Linked DNA regions of Homo sapiens: region 1 is linked to region 2. Evidence: read pairs that join two places in POLR2A ChIA-PET (ENCODE). Cell type or tissue: PC-9. All regions are shown on one strand.

The links. Peaks named below come from ENCODE experiments on the same cell type or tissue, not always from the same donor. Only the 100,000 strongest peaks of a DNase experiment are listed, where the experiment ranks them.
Region 1: POLR2A ChIA-PET joins it to region 2 with 5 read pairs; 2 of 35 experiments call an interaction of 5 or more read pairs at or near these places.

What each region holds. Positions count from the first base shown.
Region 1 is chr17:75,095,000-75,097,499 of GRCh38, forward strand. The region is part of intron 3 of SLC16A5 (solute carrier family 16 member 5); the gene reads left to right. Among named protein-coding and RNA genes, the nearest start is that of SLC16A5, 8.3 kb to the left of the region's middle. In PC-9, no CTCF peak of the experiment used is centred here; a DNase peak (open chromatin) is centred at 1,242; H3K27ac peaks cover 2,072 bases.
Region 2 is chr17:74,851,469-74,853,968 of GRCh38, forward strand. GRIN2C (glutamate ionotropic receptor NMDA type subunit 2C) reads right to left here. Exons shown (of 13, transcript NM_000835.6): 3 at 545-1,143; 4 at 109-223. Among named protein-coding and RNA genes, the nearest start is that of GRIN2C, 7.2 kb to the right of the region's middle. RefSeq lists a silencer at 995-1,054. In PC-9, no CTCF peak of the experiment used is centred here; no DNase peak of the experiment used is centred here; H3K27me3 peaks cover 2,049 bases.

The DNA of each region.
Region 1 (2,500 bases), 240 kb after region 2:
CTCGGAGGGGCCCGGTGGACAGCAGCCCGAGCTGATGGCCCACAGGCCTCTGCAGGCGTGTGTCTGCTGGCCGCAGCTGCCCATCTCCCCGGCTACCTCCTGGCTACTCCCTCCACTTGCCACCAGCAGCCTGCCTATTATTCCAGGTCCTGCCCTCAAACTGGGAGGGAGGTGAGGCTCGGAGAAAGCGCCACCCTCCTGGGTGAGCTCTGAATCTGCCACATGGCCTCTGGCCTGCAGGGTTGGGGCAGGGAGTGGGAATCCCAGAGGGCTGCTTCTCACACAGGCAGAGCAGGGTTCCTGGGCCAGGGGCTAGGAACCGGGCACCCGGCGGGGAACCTACTCCCCAGCTGACTTGCGGCTCACCACCCCCAGCAGGCATCTCAGCATCTCCATCAGCATGGGATTCCTGGCTGGCCATCTCTCTCATGTACACATACACGTGTATGAGCCCGTGCTCATTCAGAGTACTGTAGACATTTTATTTTATGTTTATTTATTTATTTGCTTATTTTTGAGACAGAGTCTCACTCTGTCACCTGGGCTGGAGTGCAGTGGCATGATCACAGCCTATTGCAGCCTTAACCTCTCAAGCTCAAGCGATCCTGCCACCTCAGCCTCCCGAGTAGCTGGGACCACAGGTGTGCACCACCACACCCAGCTAATTTTTTTTTTTTTTAGATGGAGTCTCGCTCTGTTGCCCAGGCTGGAGTGCAGTGGTGCAATCTCAGCTCGCTGTAACCTCCGCCTTCCAGGTTCAAGCGATTCTCCTGCCTCAGCCTCCTGAGTAGCTGGGACTACAGGTGCGCACCACCATGCCTGGCTAATTTTTTGTATTTTTAGTAGAGACGGGGTTTCACCGTGTTAGCCAGGATGGTCTCGATCTCCTGACCTCATGATCTGCTGGCCTTGGCCTCCCAAAGTGCTGGGATTACAGGTGTGAGCCACCACGCCCAGACCATACCCAGCTAATTTTTTTACTTTTTGTAGAGACGGGGTCTCACTATGTTGCTCAGGCTGGTCTCAAACTCCTGGGCTCAAGTGATCTACCTGCCTGGGCCTCTCAAAATGCTGGGATTACAGACATGAGCCACGGCACCTGACCACAGTATTGTAGAAATTTTTAAACACGATGAATCATGGATACTTTCACTGATCCTTTCAAGTGCCCCTGCCCCTACCTACGCCTTTTAGAGGTAAGGAAAGCAAGCAGGCACAGAACACAAGACCTGCCCAAGGCTGAAGAGTGAGTTCACGGCAGAGGAAACACCCTGTGTCCCGCCCGGCCACACCACCCTCAGCTATGCAGCTCTGGCCTGCAGCCCAGTCCCCACCCCCACCCCTGTGACTAAGGGCTTTCCCCAATGTCAACTTCCCTAAGTCAGGCCAGAGTCTCTGGCGTGAGGAAGCTCTGTGGGTCAGTCCTCTCCAGAGCCACCTCCCCCTCTACAGGGGCAGAGACGCCGGGCCACCAGCCTCTGCTTGATTATGTCTGCGACGGGCTGCTCACTTAGTCTGTCACTTGCTTTTTTCTTTTTTTTTTTTTTCGGAGATGGAGCCTCCCTCTCTCACCCAGGCTGGAGTGTAGTGGCACAGTCTCGGCTCACTGCAACCTCCACCTCCCGGGTTCAAGCGATTCTCCTGCCTCAGCCTCCCTAGTAGCTTGGAATTACAGGCATGCGCCACCACACCTGGCTAATTTTTGTATTTTTAGTAGAGATGGGGTTTTACCATGTTAGCCAGGCTGGTCTCGAACTCCTGACTTCAGGCGATCCACCTGCCTCGGCCTCCCAAAGTGCTGGGATTACAGGCGTGAGCCACCACGCATGGCCACTCCATCACTTTTTTTTTTTTTTTTTTTTTTTGAGATGTAGTTTCACTCTGTCGCCCAGGATGGAGCGCATCGGGTTCTGCCTCCCAGGTTCAAGCGATTCTCCTGCCTCAGCCTCCCAAGTAGCTGGGATTACAGGCACGCACCACCATGCCTGGCTAATTTTTGTATTTTTAGTAGAGATGGGGTTTCACCATGTTGGTCAGGCTGGTCTCGAACTCCTGACCTTAAGTGATCCACCCACCTCGGCCTCCCAAAGTACTGGGATTACAGGCGTGAGCCACCACACCCAGCCTACTCTGTCACTTTTATACTCACACTGGCTCACACCACACATCCCCCCTCCACCGCAGACACACACAAGCATCTCATGCGCACACACTTCCCTGTCCCTTTAGTTGCACTCTCGGAGAGTAAGTTAGAGAAGCTCCACATGTGCTTGGGTGAATGGGGCCCCTGTGAGGTGCCAAGGAGCAGTCTGCAGCTCTTTTCTATTTTTTTGGGGTGTGGATTGGTGAGAAAGCAGCTGGGAGCCAGGCAAGGAACAGGCCCCCCTCCACATTGAGCCAAACCTCTAGGTGCAGACTTTGGTGGTGCTGGAGGTGGTGTGGGAGGGGAGAACCTACCCTGCCTGATTGTCTGCAGAGGCCAGTGCAAGGAGGCGCAGAG
Region 2 (2,500 bases):
AGGGGTTGGATAAGGGACAGAGGGACTCTCTGCTCAGCTGTGGGCACAAGAGGAGGCGGGGACAAAATAAGAGGACACTGAGGGCCCCTGGGCTCACCCCCTTCTCACCATCTCCCAGAGGCGGTGCCGGTTGAGGGCGATCACCACCATGGTGGGCTGGACCAGGTACCCACCAGGGCTGAAGGAGAAGTCTCGGCCCTCCCAGGTGACATTCAGTAGGTGCCTGCCAGAGGGGAGAGATGCCTGCAGCCCTGCCAAGGACCAGGCACCCCCTGCCTCTGCCTCACCGCCGCCACCGACAGCAGGTGGCATTGATTGTGTTTATTGTTCAAAGTGCTTCCCTATATTGGCCCCACGATCCTTGCCACACCCTGACACCTGCTGTTTGTTCAGATGAGGACACTAAGGCCCAGACAGGTGGGGTAATGTGGCCCCAGGCACGCAGCTAGTGGGAGGTGTGGCTGGCCAGCCCAAACTCACTGCCAGCCAGCTCCCCCGAAGCGCTCCCCACCTCCCTACCCCTATGCCCCGGGCAGGTGCCCACCTGTAGAAGGCCTCCCGGGCAGGGCTGACGGGCCCAGGGTGAACACGGCAGTCCCCGGCCGGGGCTGGCAGGGTTCCATGCTGGCGCCAGTAGCTGTGGGCGCCCAGGGCCAGAATGGCCACGCCGTCGCGCACCTTCTGGCGCAGGCTGAGGCGCCAGCTCTCGGTGACGACGCTGATGAGGCCCACGGGGAAGGTGGCGGGGGGCGCATCGGTGCTGCCCAGCGCCAGGTTGGGCACCAGCCACACGTGGCCGGGCCCCACCAGACCGGCCTGCGCCGCCTCGGCGAAGAGCACCTCGGCCTCCTCGCGCGAGCAGTAGGCCACAAACACGGGCGCGTCGAGCTGGCGCAGCAGGCGCTGCGTGCGCGCGCGCGGCCCTCCCGGGCCCAGCTCCAGCGTGACCACGTCCAGCAGCCGCCAACTCACGTGGCTGGCGTCGGCGACGGCGCGCACGCCCTCCAGGAAGAGCGCGTGGCCCGGGTGCAGGCTGGTGATGACGGCGAAGGCGCTCCAGTCGTACTCTTCCAGCACCTTGAACAGCACCTGCAGCTGCTGCTCCAGGGACACGCCCAGCTGCAGGAAGGCGGAGCCCGGCTCCTGGGGGCGGGCGGGGCCTGAGCGGGGCGGGAGGGCCGAGCCCCTCCTCCCGCCCCTTCCCCGACCTCGGCCCCTCCATCAGCTCCCAGGCGCCCTTGCGCCGGCGGATGCTCCGCATTCCGGGAGCCCTCTGGCCTGCGCCTCCCTCCCGCCCCAATGTGGTTCCCCGCTGCCTAGTAGCATGGTCATGCCCGGCCCCCAGCCCACCACGCTGGCCCGCAGACCCGCAGCATCAGCACCACTGGGGAGTTTGTCAGAAATGCAGATTCTCAGGTCGCACCCCACACCGACTGGATCGGAGTCGCTGGGTATGCCGCCTGGCATCTGTATTCTCACAAGCTCTTCAGCCGATCCTTGAGCCCGCTAGACTGAGAAGCGCTGCCCCAGACCAACTGAATCTGAATTCCAGAGGTGCAAAGCCAGGCGTCTGTATTTCCTAAGAGCACGATGAGGGTTGAGAGCCAATGTCCTGAGATCTTATGCCGGGGCCCCAAGAGGACGGGGAAACGCCACCCTGGTTGAAGCCCTGAGGGTGGGAAAGCTCCTCCTCTCCACCCCTCTGCCACCACAAAAACCCAAGGCACTGCCGGCTGGCACCGGGGCCAGCGCAGTCCCCTCGTAACTGGTCTCACTGCTGCCACTGTCCCAATCTTTTAAAAAAGCAAATAAGGGAAAATTCAGAGGCCAAGCAACGCAGTTTCTTCAATAAACAAATTGCAAGGAAAAAAGAGAGACAGACAGAGGAGGGGCCCAGAGGTTGAGAGAAACTCAGAAGCCACACCAACCAACCGGCACGTGTGGACCCGATTTGGCTCTTAATTCGAGCAAACAGGCTGCAAAATAAACACTTATGACAGTTATGAAACAATGGGGAAATTTGAACACTGCCTGGATATTTGAAGGAGTTTTTATTATTTTTTAGACGTGATAATGTATGGTGGTTTTACGTTCTTAAGCCCTTATCTGCCAGGGATACATACTGAAATATTTATGGATGGAATAAGAGGATGCCTGGGCTTTGATTCAAATTAACACAGAAGAAGGGGAAGGGGGTGCTGGTGAGGCTGGGGTGGATGGCCAGGGCGAATGGGGGATATATGAGTCTTCCTTATACTTTTTAATGTATACTCAAAATTCTTCATATAAAAATTAATGAAACAAAGGCGAATCAGATCAGTCTCTTCCCTCAACTCTCCTCCGCTCTTCCCTGAGTGGCTAGATCAACAGGGGCAGGGCCAGGAAGCTCACAGGGCTAAGGCAGGCACAGACCACGGCCACTGTCACAGCCGGCTTGCGCTGCCCTGTCTGCTCACTTGCTTAGGGAAAAGCCCAAATGTCTTCCCAGGTGGCCAGGCCC